Regions from separate parts of the Homo sapiens genome. Here region 2 is linked to region 1. Evidence: chromatin contacts called from ENCODE Hi-C data. All regions are on one chromosome and are shown on one strand. The core of a region is the stretch at or near the end of the contact, and the rest is flanking DNA. Distances in the headings are between cores, read along the strand shown.

The links. Hi-C counts contacts between places; a loop is a spot of excess contacts on that map. Pooled maps may share reads with other maps.
Region 2: a loop to region 1 is called in a map of Caco-2, with 2.1 times the contacts of the local background. The contact joins the enhancer-like site here to the promoter of CYS1 in region 1. A Hi-C loop is called at or near these places in 1 of 168 maps with a recorded cell type or tissue (Caco-2), 1 of 37 single-sample maps with no recorded cell type and 1 of 50 pooled maps.

What each region holds. Positions count from the first base shown.
Region 1 is chr2:10,078,695-10,086,188 of GRCh38, forward strand. CYS1 (cystin 1) reads right to left here and starts at 1,717. Exons shown (of 3, transcript NM_001037160.3): 1 at 1,212-1,717. The coding sequence starts at 1,529. RefSeq lists silencers at 852-1,191, 1,262-1,501, 1,562-1,621, 1,792-2,031 and an enhancer at 4,276-4,335.
Region 2 is chr2:10,225,128-10,232,621 of GRCh38, forward strand. No RefSeq gene overlaps it. Among named protein-coding and RNA genes, the nearest start is that of MIR4261, 36 kb to the left of the region's middle. RefSeq lists an enhancer at 842-1,451. Within about 2 kb of position 3,663, at least 3 of the 41 ENCODE cell types and tissues checked have a DNase peak (open chromatin) inside an H3K27ac peak, as active enhancers do.

The DNA of each region.
Region 1 (7,494 bases), core at 467-2,966:
TGCTTTCTACTTTCCCCCATCGAGCTGCAGACTTCTTTAAGGCAAGGGCTATGCTGTGTGGCCTCATCCCTAGCACCCACAGCGGGACCGGTGCTCAAAGGATAGCTGGAAAATGACTTAAAGAGCGAGCAGTCACCATGATGAATAATATCAGCAAATCAGAGGGCACAACATTCACTCTTGCTATTTGCCTCTCATTTTCACCTCCGAGTTTCCAAAGCACTTGAAAATGAACACTAAAATTAACTGCCTCCTTGCTATGTGTGAATTCCTCCCAAATTTCTCAGCTATTTGTCCAGGCAGTGTTATATAACTGCAGGCTGATGTGGTATTAAAGGAATCTTGTTATATAATTCAGCCCTACTCACTGCAGCTCGCTTTTCCTCTTTAAAGACCGTAAGGGAGAGGAGCAGGGAACCAGGGCCAGAGGGAGAGAGCTCTGTGCACTGTCGCCTGGGGCTGTCCCTCTCCCCCACCCTCCCTGGGGCCTTTTCAGGATTCCTTGGTGCGGTAGCCACCCAGGAAGGCATCTTCCTCGGCTCCCAGCGGCTGCTAAGCAAAGCCTCCCGGGCCTCAGGGAGGAGGACGAGGCCCTTGGCATCCTCCCCGAGCCCGGGAGCGGATGTTAAAGATCTTGTTCATTCAGCTCTGCTGGAGCGAAGACGGTTGCCAAACCAGAGTGCTTGTTTTATTGTTTTTTTAGAACAGCAGGACTGTTATTACGAGTATTCAGGGAGAGAGAATAGGAAGCGCAAAAGAGATTCCGCAGCATCCTAAAAATATCAGTAACATGAGAATTGCCTGCCCAGCAAGGCAAGGATCTGGACCGGTGGGCGCGGCAGGGCGCTTCTGAGCCACCGTCTGGCTGCCGTGCCACCACCGCCGGCGCCCCGCTCCAGGGCGGCCCGGGAAGGCCAGGCGGGGCCGCGGGCCCGAGGGGAGCCGGGAGCCCGGCGCGCTCCGCCTAGGGGTGTCCTTCCTCGGCCGCTCCCAGCGCGATCGCCCCCACGCCTGGACACAGACCCGGAGACGGGGCAGAGAGGGAGGAAACCTGGGGGCCCAGGGGCGGGGAGGCCGGGGCAGCGGGGAGCACGCAAGTCGGAGGCTGGAAGGGGGCGCAGCGCGACCGGCGCCCAGGGCTGGGGCGGGGACGCGCGGCCGGTGAGTGGGGTCCCCGCCGTCCCCCGAGGCCCTGCGGCTCCCACACTCACCGCGCTCCCCGCGACCGCGGTGGGTCGGAGCCGGGCTGGGCGGCGCGGGGCGGGCTCCGGGGGGCCCCAGGCCGCCGACTCGGCCAGCAGCTCGTCCAGCAGGCGCAGCGTCTCGTCCCTGCCGTCGGGGGGCGCCACGGGGCTGGGGTCGCGGCCGGGCGCCTCCTCCGCGGCTGCCCCCGGGACCTCGGCCGCCGCCACCGGCACCCGCCGGCGGGTCCCGCCCTCCAGGGCTGCCGCTCCGGGCCCCGCGGGGAGGCTCTCGGGGCTGCGCCGCCGCCTCAGAGTCCGGCTGCTCCGGCTGCTGCCGCTGCCCATGGCGCGCCCGCCGCCTCCCGGACCGCCGAGGGGGCCCCCATGAGGGGGCGCGGCCGGGGGCGGGGACGCTAGGGGGTGCGGCCGGGGCGGGCTGCAGGGGGAGGCGCGGGGCGAGGTCCGGGAAGCGACCGCGGCCAGGGGCTAGGGTTCCCGGGCGGGGGTCGCGGCCGGAGGACGGGGGTGCGAGCCGGAGCCTGGGGAGGGGCGGGCGAGGCAGGGCTGCATAGGCGTCCCGAGGGGGCGCACACCGGCCCTAGGGAGGGGCGGGCCCGAGACCCCGGCGAGGAGCACCGGGTGCGGGCGCGGCCTCCCCTCCCGGGTCTCCCCCTACAGTCCCCCCACTCCCGCCCACGGGTCCCCTCGCTCCCCGCCGTCGGGTCAGCCCTGTCCCGGCCTTCTGGAATTGCTGAACCCTGCGGGGGGCCCGGCTGAGTTTGTTCATTTATGGAAACGCTCCCCAGACGACGCTCGCCGGGCCCGTGGGAGGCCGCGGGAGCTTGGGGGGACTTCCCAAAGCCTGAGCCCCCTAGCGATGCGCGGGGTGGGCGGGGGAAAGACCCTGAGGGCTGCGCGCGCTGCGTTCGCGAGGTCCGGCCGTCAGTGCGCCCCGACCTTTCAGTGTCCGCCAGGCCTGAGACGCCCCGGGAGGGAAGGGGCGATCCTCCGGGCACCAACAGCCCCCTCCGGCCTTCTCCTTCCCTCTGTTGCCCCAGCGGAGACTGGATGTGTGAAGGTTGAGCCTCATCAAAACCTCCAAATAGTCACTACTTTTGGGAAAGAAAAACTTTGAAAATGAAGGAGAAAGGCAAAGCAACCCCCACCTCGCCCTCCCCCCGCCACAGGAAAGAAGCAAAAGGAAATACCTAGGTGGTGGTCATAAGTCTAGCTTTTGGTCTCGGATTTTTTTTTTTTTTCCCTTAACCGCTTTTCTTTTTAAGTGAACTAACCACAACCCAGACTAGAAAACACTCCAAAGCTGCCGAATTCAAACCCAGCGAGCCTTCCTGTTGGTTGGTTCTGTGTTTTACTTAAATGTGATTACTTCCTTCCCTTGCCCACCTCCTGCAACTTTAAATTCCAGCCTTTCCAAGACAGGGCAATTCAAAAGTCCTGGGTTTAACTCACCTATCTTGACTTGACATTAACTTTTATCCTGATTGATTGGATTCCAGAATAATTGTGAAAATGGAATTTCGGCTAAACTTTCCCAACCACAGACTTGAAATTCTACTATTTTATCACTTCAGGAGTAGACATTAAAAAACATATGCCTAAGAAAATGGAATAAAAATGGGACTCAGATTCACATCCATTTATTTTTATTATTAAGAGAGAACAAGAGGCCGGGCGCGGTGGCTCACGCCCGTAATCCCAGCACTTTGGGAAGCCGAGGCAGGTGGATCACGAGGTCAAGAGACCGAGACCATCCTGGCTAACACGGTGAAACACCGTCTCTACTAAAAATACAAAAAATTAGCCGGGCGTGGTGGCGGGCGCCTGTAGTCCCAGCTACTCAGGAGACTGAGGCAGGAGAATGGCGTGAACCCGGGAGGTGGAGGTTGCAGTGAGCCGAGATCGCGCCACTGCACTCCAGCCTGGGCGACAGAGTGAGGCTCGTCTCAAAAAAAAAAAAAAAAAAAAGAACAAGAAAGTATTTATAATCTAGCTGGACGTGGTGGCTCATGCCTGTAATCCCAACACTTTCAGAGGTTGAGGCGAGCAGATCACTTTAGGTGAGGAGTTTGAGACCAGCCTGGCCAACATGGTGAAACTGTCTCTACTAAAAATACAAAAATTAGCTGGGCATGCTCACTTGAACCCAGGAGGTGGAGGTTGCAGTGAGCCGAGATCACGCCACTGCACTCCAGCCTGGGCAACAGAGCTGGACTCTGTCTCAAAAAAAAAAAAAGAAAGAAAGAAAAGAAAAGAGAGAGAGAAGAGAGGTGAGACAGAGAGGGAAAAGAAAAAGAAGAGAAAAAAAATGAGGCTGTAATCCCAGCACTTTAGGAGGCTGATGCGAGCGGATCACTTCAGGTCAGGAGTTCGAGACCAGCCTGGCCAATAGGATGAAACCCTGTCTCTACTACAAATACAAAAATTAGCCGGGCATGGTGAAGGGCACCTGTAGTCCTAGCTGCTCGGGAGCCTGAGGCAGGAGTCACTTGAACCCGTTAGGCGGAGGTTGCAGTGAGCCGAGATCGCACCACTGTACTCCAGCCTGGGCAACCAAAGAGACTCCGTCTCAAAAAAAAAAAAAAACAAAACAAACAACAACAACAACAAACAATAAAGAAAAAGCAAAAAGAAAAGAAAAAAAATTTTTTAAAGGGAAGTATTTATGATCCCCCCTGCCTTTTTTTTGAGACGGAGTCTCGCTCTGTTGCACAGGCTGTAGTGCAGTGGCCGGATCTCTGCTCACTGCAACCTCCGCCTCCCGGGTTCAAGTGATTCTTCTGCTTCAGGCTCCTGAGCAGCTGGGATTACAGGCACGCACCACCACATCCGGCTAATTTTTGTATTTTTAGTAGAGACAGGGTTTCACCATGTTCGCCAGGCTGGTTTTGAACTCCTGACCTCAGGTAATCCACCTGCCTTGGCCTCCCTAAGTGCTGGGATTACAGGCGTAAGCTACCGTGCCTGGCCTCTCCCCCCCTTTTTTTTGATGTGCCATCTTAACCATCCAGGTGTAGGATGTGGGGCCAAACACAGATGTCATTTGGGTGCGCTAAGTCTACAGATGTGTCTCGTTTGGAAGCTATTGATATAAGTTTTTAAGAAAACAAATCTCATCTTGAAACTCTTTAAACCCCAAAGAACAACAACACTTAGAGGCAAACGAGATTTTTCTTGAGTTCACTCAGTTTAATGATTTAAAGGAAAACATGTTTTGCTTCTGCCTAAATAGAAGCTAGTCATGTGACTCATGTTTAAATACATCCACAGCTCCCTGTGTTCACCTCCCAGGGCAACCAATTTTTCTGGCCACTCTTGATTCCAACACTGTTTCCCAAAACTTGTCATTAGCTCCGCTTCAGCGGGAGGAATGCCAGAGCCAGCATTCTTTCCACTTTGAGAGAACATTTTAAAATCTGCTACATTTGTAGACCTGGCTTCCATCAAATATGCTGAAAACTCAGATTGATTTTATTAGAAGCTTCCCATAATAAGCAAACAACCTAAAAGCTTTCCGCATGACTAATGTCCCTAAGATCGTCTCTAGAATTTTTGTCCGAAAGAGTTAGCAACGTCTCAGGAATATTGGAGAACTGAAATGGGGTGTAATCCTTCTTAAGAAAATATCTGGCAGTCACACCTGCAGCTGAAGGATTCTTTTATGCGGTGATAGTGCTCGTGGGTGCTGGTGATGGTGGGTGGAAGGTGAAGCCCAGTTTGGGAACTCTCTGCTTAACTCTGGGAAAATAGAACTTCCTTTCCTTAAACAAATTAAACCCTGGAAGAGGACTACAGTTGGTGATACTTTTCGGAAGGACTCGGGCGCCCGAACGATGTTTTCCTTGGTTTCAGGAGTAGCCAGGCATCTACTGCAGATGAAGCCAGTTCCTCCCACCACGACTCATGGACCAGTCATTACAATAGCCTGCCAAACCAACCCACCTTTCAAAACCCCACTCCAGGGCCCCTGCTTCAGGACTCGCAGATCTACTCTCCCTGCTCAGATATCCTGCAGTTTCCCACCAATCATGGCACTCCCAAGCCGTTACGTAAGAAAGATGTGTTGTGCAGGTGCTGGTTCTTATGAATATGCAGACAGATAATATTTGCATTTGGGTGATAAATGAGACGGCATTTGAAACATAAGCAAGCCATGTTTCTATTTTTAATGCTTAATCGGTAACTTGAGAGAGCCACAGTGCTATTAACGAATGCTGATATGTTTGGACAGCAGCAGCCCACATAATTGCTATTGTCTTTTACCAAAGTGTCCAAGCTTTTGTATTTGGTTTCATGGTTTCGGCATCAAGAGGGGAAAACAAAATATAAGGGTGAATCACCATTATTCATTAAGGACAATTAATGAGTTACAGAACTTTTTTCAATATTTACTCAGAAATAAGATACATGAGGTCCTTAGGGTTGGCAGGTCCAGGTCATGGCTGATTTGGTGCGTTCTATAACACTGTAAAAAATTCTGACAGTAAAATGACAATGACTTGTACCCCATCTAAACAAAAGGTTTAGCACTGGAATTTACGATGCATACTTTCCATGACTAGAGCAGTTCTCGTTTAGAGGCATCTCATGGCTTCTGGCTCAAAACAGCAGACCGGGTGCAGAGTTGCCTTCTCTTGGTACTTGCGACTTTGCTGGAATTAAGATAAAAGAAAAAGGGATAGAGGAGGAGTTGTAAGAAGGAGGGAAATCACAAAGGAGAGGTTTCAACGCATTTCTGAAAGATGGAAAACTGACAGTAGAGAGCTGCCAGATGACACAGGCTGAGCAATTGCAGTCTATGCCATGATGACAGACGCTGGAGAGGAAACGGGGTCAATGGACTGACAGATGAGACTCCGGGACACAGTCAGCGGGTATAAAAGGAGATGGGAGTGAGAAGTGGGCATCGGACCTAAGGAGCGATTAAGATCTTTACATGGGACAAGGGCATCATCCCCCACTGACTCCTGCTTATATTTAAGAAAAAAAAATGACCAGGTAGCTGATGTGGTTTCACTCCGCTGCCATGTGTATAAGACTCTTTTCCCATTGGATTTTTACTCCGGCTAGGAATTTAGACCGGGGGGCGGGGGGTGGTGGGTTTGTGGGGTGGGGTGGGGTGGACAGGCTTCGATTAGCTGAGCAGGCAGGAAGCTGGCCGCCTTGAACTGGAGCTACTTGAGGTTCAGGTGCCCATCCCTGGCCCACTGAGTAAGACGATGTTTGTGTGGGACTGTCCTGTCTCCAGGGGCAATGCACACAGCAGCTGAGAAAGATCCAGTACAGTGTCCACAGCCGCTGGCCTCAGTGAACGTAAGCTTCCTTCTCCTTGCAAATCTGCTACACAAAGTGATCTGTGAGCTGACTCCCCTGTCCATGAACCCACAGTTTTGAGTGTGAGATTTGGAGGCCACTCAAAACATACTTGGACCCTAGGCTTTGGTGGGGTCATTTATCATCCTGAGGACAAGGTTTGAGGGGAGAGGGAGGGCAGTGCTGGGAAAGGGAATTGAGTCTGTGTAAATTTGACCATTAACGTGTAATATTTATTACAGAGGTTAACCTTTAAATACTGTTGGCTAAAAAGAGTGTGCAACAAACATAAAATGTCCAACTTTAAGCTCAAACCCCCCACTGTGAATATCAACTTCTCTAATGTGGAAGCTGCCTGGTGGGGGTGGTCACCTCTGCACACGAACATCCCATGGTCCCAGACACCTGGGAAGATGCTTAAGTTCCTTCTTCTCATTAGAGAGCTGAGAACCAACCAGTCAATTAATCAGCTCAAAGGAATAGAGTGCTGTAGTCAAGGCCCAGGTTAAATATTAAAAGCGTCTCTTAGCTCTTTAATTTGTAGCTGTTTAACTTGGTAAGTGGAGTTGAAGTCCCAGCCTGCTCATGGCGATTACTGATTAATGCCTGTGCACATTTGTACAAGACCCCCTGGCTGCACGATCCCTGTCCTCTGGAGTGCAACTTTCCTTCACCGCGCAGTCAACCTCCACCCAACGGGGACAGCTGACACTTCGAGAGGCCCTGCCCTGACCATTTACCGACTGTGGCTCGTTAAATGAGCCTCACGGTAACCTTGTAAGATAGATATTTTCTGCCTCTATTTTACAGATGGCAAAACTGAGGCTCCGAAGAGTGGGGAGCTGGCCTAAGGTCTTGAAGCCAGAGACAGCCAGAGCTGGGACTCAAGCCACTCTCTCTGCAAACCCCATGGTTCTTTCATGATGCTATCTGTACCTAAATAAATGACAAACCTAGCAGAATAGACCAGCGAGCTCTG
Region 2 (7,494 bases), core at 2,413-4,912, 150 kb after region 1:
TCTCCTGCCTCAGCTTCCCGAGTAGCTGGGACTACAGGTGCCCACCACCACGCCCGGCTAATTTTTGTACTTTTAGTAGAGACAGGTTTCATCATGTTGGCCAGGCTTGCCTCAAACTCCTGACCTCAAGTGATCTGCCCGCCTCGGCCTCCCAAAGTGCTGGGATAACAGGCGTGAGCCACCGCGCCCGGCCACATCTCTGTTGTTTGAAGCCACCCCATCTGTGGAACTCTGTTAAGGCAGAGTCATAGGGAACTCACACACCCTGTAAGCTCAGCGTGACCCGGCCACCGGGACATGCAGCTGGGAGTGCTGAGTGGGGAAGCGGGGAGGGTGAGGGAGGGAGACGACTGCCCACTCTAGGTCACAAACGCCCCAGAGTCAGCCTTGGCCCATTAAGGAAGGAGTAATAACACCAGCCTGCTCCCCTGCCCTCTCCTGAGGCTGGGCTGTCATCACAGAGCGCTAAAGACACCTTCCCTTTGAATTGGAAACAATGTCCTCCCAGCTGCAGCACCTGAGCCAGAAGCACAGGAATGCTTTCAAAGGAGGGAGGGTGTGACCCCAAGAGAGGTTCAGATGTTCATTGAGCAGGCCTCCCTGCACCTGGGCCGCCAGGCTGGGTTAACTCCCTCCGCCCCAGGAGCTGTCAGGCAGCAAGCTCCCTTCATTCAAGGCTGCCTTGCCCTGCAGGTGGGCTAGCCACGGCCTCTCTCACTCCTCTCCCCTCTCTCCAGCCCCCTTGATTGCAGTTGCTGGTGGCTGCTTTATTCTGAGGCTGAGTCCTCCCTTTATCCTCTGTCCCAACTCTGGTGGCCTGGCTGGGAGGTCCTGGGCTGAGGCCATAGGCCCTTTGCACCCAGAGCCTACCTCCCAATGCCCCTGCTGACACGGGTCTTGGTTTTGTGCTCTCAGTGGGCCTCACCGCTCTGCCCCGTGCAAGGATGCAGCCGTGCCAAGACCCCAGCACAGGCTTGCCCAACTTTGTGTCACTCCCCGAGACGTTCCCAGCATGTGAAGGTCCAGAAGTCACTAGAAGCCCAGGTGGCTGTTCCCCAGCCTGTAGCCTCTGCCTTCTGAGCCTCCAGAGTACACAGCTGAGTTGTTTACGGCCCTGAACTTTGCAAGCCTCTTACGCAGCATTTCAGCTGCGACCTGGAAGCTTTTGAAATATTAAAATCTTGTTAGCTCCCTGAGCTTTTCCAGGGCTTCGGAGTCCAGTGACTTCCTCTGGTTTCACAAGTCAAATTCAGGCCATGGCTCTTCGCCTCCCTTTGCAGGGTGAGCTGAGGCTTCGAGAGGACGCCTCTCCCTGTCTCCGTCACCTGCCCTTAGCTCTTGGCCTGATGCCTGGTGAAGACTTATGGGTCCTCTCCTGATCCACCCTCACCTTGGCTGTGGCACTCTGATGGGGAGTCCTGGCAGCCACAGCGGCCCCCATAGCGGGCAGAGCTCTGACCCCACTTTATTAGTGGGACCCAGCCCAGCCAGGGCTCGCCAGGGCTCTCTGTTGCCTGACTTGGGATTTCTGCCTGTGTTCCACGAGTCACAGCAGATGAGGTGTTCCGGTTATCTACCGCTGTAAGAAATCACCCCAAAACACAGTGGCTTAAAACACCAAGATTTTATTCTCTCTGATGGCTTCTGTGGACAGGAATTTGGGACACACCCAGCTGGAAGGGCCTAGCCTGGGACCTCAGATGGTTGCAGTCAGATATGCCTAGAGCTGGAACAGTGAGGCTGAAGCCTCTTTTCTTGTAGCCTCTCCTCTCCCGCAAGCCAGAGGAGGAGCCACAGAGGGTTGCTAAGTTCCCTTCATACCAAGGGAGGAAATTTTAAAAAATAAGGACCCACCATCCGTTCTCCCCATCACTTCATAAAAGAATGGATGTGCCAGGTGCAGTGGCTCATGGTTGTAATCCCAGCACTTTGGGAGGCCAAGGCAGGAGGATTGCTTGAGCCCAGGAGCTTGAGACCAGCCAGGGCAATATAGAAAGACCCTGTCTCTACTAAAAATTTAAAAAAGTAGCCGGGCGTAGTAGCATGCTTCTACAGTCCCGTCTACTCTGGAGGCTGAGGCGGGAGGATTGCTTGAGCATGAGCTGTGATCGTGCCATTATGCCACTGCACTCCAGACTGGGCAACAGAGTGAGATCTTATCACTTAAAAAAATGGATGTAGTTATACATCTGAGTGCAAAGGTCAGTTATTCACAGTGGACATATTTGCTTTAGAAAAAACTCACCCCACAGATATTGTTCTCCTTTTGTTCCCCACCAGCAAAAACTTGATCCCAGAGGCACATTCCCTGGCCCTGGACTCCCCTTTCACAGGGTTGGAGCAGGACTCCAAGGTCAAGGTTCCTAACAGCATGGCCCAACCCCAGGCAGCCCCTGTACGCTTCCTCCTGCCTGCAGGACAGAGACCTCTGGCCAGTCAAGGCCACGGATTTCAATAGAAAACCCATCGAGAGCTGCTTGCCTGTCTATGGGGGAGGGAAGATGCTGAAGGCAAGGCTCATACAGGCCGGGAATCTGTCTCCACGCCCCTGCTAGCCTGTGAGAACAGAGGCACTTAGTGTAGTCCAGGATTCATTCTTTTGTCTCCTAGGATCCCTCCCCTTAGAGCTGCCTTCTATTTTTTTTTTTTTTTTTTGAGACGGAGTCTCGCTCTGTTGCCCAAACTAGAGTGCACGAAATCTTGGCTCACTGCCAGCTCCGCCTCCCGGGGTTCACACCATTCTCCTGCCTCAGCCTCCCGAGTAGGTGGGACTACAGGCACCCGCCACCATGCCTGGCTAATTTTTTGTATTTTTAGTAGAGATGGGGTTTCACCATGTTAGCCAGGATAGTCTCGATCTCCTGACCTGGTGATCCGCCTGCCTCGGCCTCCCAAAGTGCTGGGATTACAGGCGTGAGCCACCGTGCCCGGCCAGAGCTGCCTTCTTAGAGTCCCTCGCTCTGAGTCACTGCCTGGAACGTCGCTGGCTGCAGGAAGCCCGTCCTTTTCCTTGGAGCTGAGTACTTCTTGCCCCTTAATTGAATGACCCCATACTGTGGTTTGTCCCCTCATCTTTCATTTGCAGGAAAGCGTTTCTTTTCTGTCTCCTCTTCCAAAAGGTCATTTAAAATCAGATCTCAGCTGTGGGGCACAGGCTTTGAGACTTTTTGTTTTGACAGCCTGGAAGCTTCCTTCTTGTTCTGTTCTGTTCCAACTAGGAGAGGTCGTGCCCAGGTGCCTCATGGATGATGGACAGTTAGAGCCAGCTCCATGGCTCCCGAGAGCCTGGAATTCCATGGGAGGAATGGTGGAAGCTGGTTGTTAAAATGTGGTTGCTTGGCGGGAATCTTTACACCACTGAAATGGGAACCATCCCACACAGTGTCTGACCCCACTTAGTGAGGGGGGTTCAGCCCTGGCTCACGCTGCAATGTCTGGGAGGCCTTTATGTCAAGTGCCTGGGCCGCACCACAAGCTAATCAAATCGAAGTCCCTGGGAGTGAGGCGGGTGCACTGGCATTTTAAATTCCCCTGGTGATTTCAATGCACAGCCAAGGTTGAGAGCAAGGCGAGCGGCTCCTGTGTAGAGATGTCTGCCCCAGGAGACACGATTGATCAGCCAACTCCCTCCCAGGCGCCACTGCTCACTGCCCAAAGCAGGGCTGGGGGCTGTCTGGGAATAGGGCAAGACTTCTCCTTCATTGAAAAAGGCTGATCTATGTCCCAGACCAGCACCTGGTCCGAGGCCAGTTATTTACCCAGTTATTTAACTGAGCTCTTTATCTTCTTGGTCAATAAAAAGCACCATGAAAGCTCTGATATCAGGGAGGGGCGGCCAAGCACACCTTTCCTGGGAAGCACAAATACACCGTGTTTATTAAGGTGCTTGGCGACCTGGGGCGAGTCCCTGCCCCACCCGGAGCATCTGTCTCCAGGTTTAAATGCGGGTGTTTTGCTGAGAGATGGCAAGGCCTCGTCAATGCTGCCCCCTCAGACTGCCCAGGCTGAAACCATGGCCTTTTTTCTTTTAAACACACAGACTCAGAAGGGAGGAGCTGAGCCCAAGGCCCCAGGTAGGGGAGCTGGGCCGGGCTGCCACTGACGTACGGGCTCTAGGTGCCCTGTCTCAGATGGCTCTGCAAAGAAGCTCCGAGACTGGGCCTCCGGGCCTGAGGAGAAGCGTGAACAGGGGGAGGGTGGGGGGCTCCACAGGGGGTCAGGGGCTGGAGGATTGGGGTGGAGCAAACCAGGAACCCACCGTTTCAGGATGTCTTCACTCTTTTTGTTGGCAGCAGCCTCAAAAGCTGAATGGAGCCAACTTCATCATCCTCTTCTGAATGATCTGATTCAAGTGGGGCCTTGCTGGGGAAACTGAGGTCCAGCCACCAACAGCAGTCACGATGCTCCTGTAGCTCCCTTCCCCCAGTTTACTCCCAGAAAGGTCTACATTGTCAACAGCCACAGGGCTGACCCTCATTTCCACGTCCAGGCCCTGGCCAGGGCCATTGCTGGAGCCCAGCTAGGTGTTCTGCTGTGCCCCACCTGGGAGCTGTGCCCCATCCCTCTTCCCTGCAGCACCCACTGACTCGCCTGGCCATGGGGCCTGGGCCCTCACTGTTGCAGTGCTTCCCATTCTGTTCCGTTTCATTTGGAATTGTTCTTCCAGTGTTTAGAGTGTTCCTAGAAAGGGACTGTAAGCGCCACCAGAAGAAAGGTCATTTGGTATCCTGTCCCGATTACCAATTCAGGCAGCATGAAGAGAAGGGAAGTGAGTGGGACTTGGGCCCAGAGAGTCCTGAGTCCAAATCCTGATCTAGTCCGTTAGCAGCCTGAGCCTCTTATTCACCCACAGAGCGGATGAACCCTCCCTGTAGGAGAAGCTGCAAGCTCTTCCCGAGATATCCATTTCCTTGTCTTTCCAGGTACACTCCCCACCCCCTCCATTTTTTTTTTTAGACTAGATCTTGCTGTGTCGCCCAGGCTGGAGTGCAGTGGATCAATCTTGGCTCACTGTAGCCTCAACCTCCCAGGCTCAAGGGATCCTCCCACCTCAGCCTCCTGAGTAGCTGGGACTACAGGAGTATGCCACCACACCCAGCTAATTTTTTTGCTGTTTTGTAGAGATGAGGTATCACTATGTTGCCAAGGCTGGTCTAGAACTTTTGGGCTCAAGCAATCTGCCTGCCTCAGCCTCCCAGAGTGCTGGGATTACAGTGTGAGCCTCCACACCTGGCCTCCAGGGGCACTTTCCATCCTCCTAACAGCTCGGTGTGAGTGAGCTTCAGCCAACTGAAGGCAAATGGAGCAAGGCATGCAATTCCTGTGTCAAGGATGTTATTATAGGAATAGCTGGGTCCCCTCCAAGCTCTGCCAAGCTTTTCCCAGCTGAAAACAGGGGAGATTGAGGCCCTCGTGGCTGGTGACCCTGGGATGGAAGGAGCCTGGGTCTCTGTGTGGTCACTGCACAGAGGAGAGCTTCTACTGGTCAGGGACATCTGCCTTGACTGGGTGTGAGTGAGCAGTAAACCCCTGTTGTGGAGCCGGTATACATTTTGGGTCTATTTGTTATAGCAGCTAGAGTTATCTGAACTAATACGCCGCCTCACAGCTTTGTTGGGAAGATGAAACGAAGTATGTGAAAGGCCTGGCATAGTGCCTGGGACACAGAAAGTGGGGGCACTTATAGATTTTAGTTTCTTTCTTTCCTAATTAAGATTAATTGTTCCCAAGCACATAGGTAGACATGGCCTCAGTCCTTTTTTATGACTCTGAATTGAAGGCTTAGCTTTAAATATTATTAGTTAATATAAATGACATACATAATCGTAAGTATTTTATAATTAGTAGAAGCTTAGACTTTCTTAGGAATCCAGTCTTTAAGGTGCCACTGGCAAAGCTGCACCAATCAAGAGCTTTGGGCTGCAAGCGACAGAAATCCATTTGAAACTGGCTTAAGCAGCTGGACGTGGTAGCTCACGCCTTTAATCCCAGCACTTTGGGAGGCCGAGGCGGGCAGGTCATTTGAGGCCAGGAGTTCGAGACCAGCCTGGTCAACATGGTAAAACCCCATTTCTACTAAAAATACAAAAATTAGCGGGGCGTGGTGGTGGGTGCCTGTAATCCCAGCTACTCAAGGAGGCTGAGGCAGGAGAATTGCTTAAACTCACGAGGCAGAGGTTGCAGTGACCCGAGATTGCGCCACTGCACTCCAGCCTGGGCAACAGAATGAGTGAGACTCCATCTCAAAAGCAAAACAAAGCAACATAACAAACAAAAAAAGAAACTGGTTTAAGCAAAATAAATGATTGAATGATAGGTAAATCCACACATAGCAATGGATAGGCTTGTGATGTGTCCTCAGGTATGGCTGTATCCCGGCACTTAGATGGAGCTTCCAGAGCTCTCTCCCCACCTCTTGGCTGTTGTAGCTTATTCTGCAAAAAGATTCTCATGGGAGGTGGGCAGGATGGTCCGGAGAAGCCATATAGCCACACCCTCTCATGATAATAATAAAACTGGCTGACGCCGGTGGCTTCAGATTTGAAATGAAGTGGGTTTGCCACCACTTCACCCCTAAGCTAGGCTGAACTGCCTGCCAGCCCTGGCACTGCTGGACGAACACAGGCCTCCCTGAGAGCAGGCAGCGAGCAGCCCAGACCCAGCCTGGCTCAAAGGGGAGGAAGGCCCGGGAGGGATGGAGCCTGGAGCTCAAACCCTTTTGGAAACGCCTGTCAGAGGTGCGTCTTCTCCCTCTGCCCCTCATGTTTGTGCTTCAAAAAGAGATTTCAGTTTTGAGTAACACACATTCGGCTGCAGACTGAGCCCTGCCATCAACAGTTATGAGACAGACTTACCGACGCCTCCAGGTCCCTTCCTAAAAACCCAAAGCAGAAATACCTGCTTCTTGTCCCTACAGCTAGTTGGATGGAAAACGAGGTCTCGGGGAATAAGCGGAAGGAAGTGGGAATGTTCTAGGCTGGAGCAGTGACACTTATGGAGGTCATGAGGGCCGTCCTCAACCTCCCTGTGCCGTGCAGCTCTGGAAGGGGGCCCTGGGATGGACACAAAGAAGCTGATTTTGCTCAAACTAAGGAAGCGCTTTTTGGAAGTCAGGGCAGCCAGCGCTGGAAGGGCTTTTCCGGAGGCGCCGAGGGCCCCGTCAGCGGCCGTGAGAGTAGGAGTTGGGAACGTCGGGTGGAATCTGAATCCGAGTTCTGAGTGTGCAGGGCAGGCCAGCGCAGCCACCAAGGCCACGTGCTCATCTGTGTGGAAGGGAGAATGCCGTCCTCACAGGGAGATCAAATGAGGGTGATTGGGGTGCTGCTTTGCAAGAAACATGCTAAGCAAATATGACCATCCTCAGCCCAGGAGACTTCAAGGGCTAAAGGCAACGGGAGCTTCAGGGTCAAGGTGGGGGTGCACCGGCAGGTGGAGTCAGGCCCCGGAGGCCGCGCGGGGCTGTGCTGGCTTGTGAGCACAAGGTGCCCATGGGTT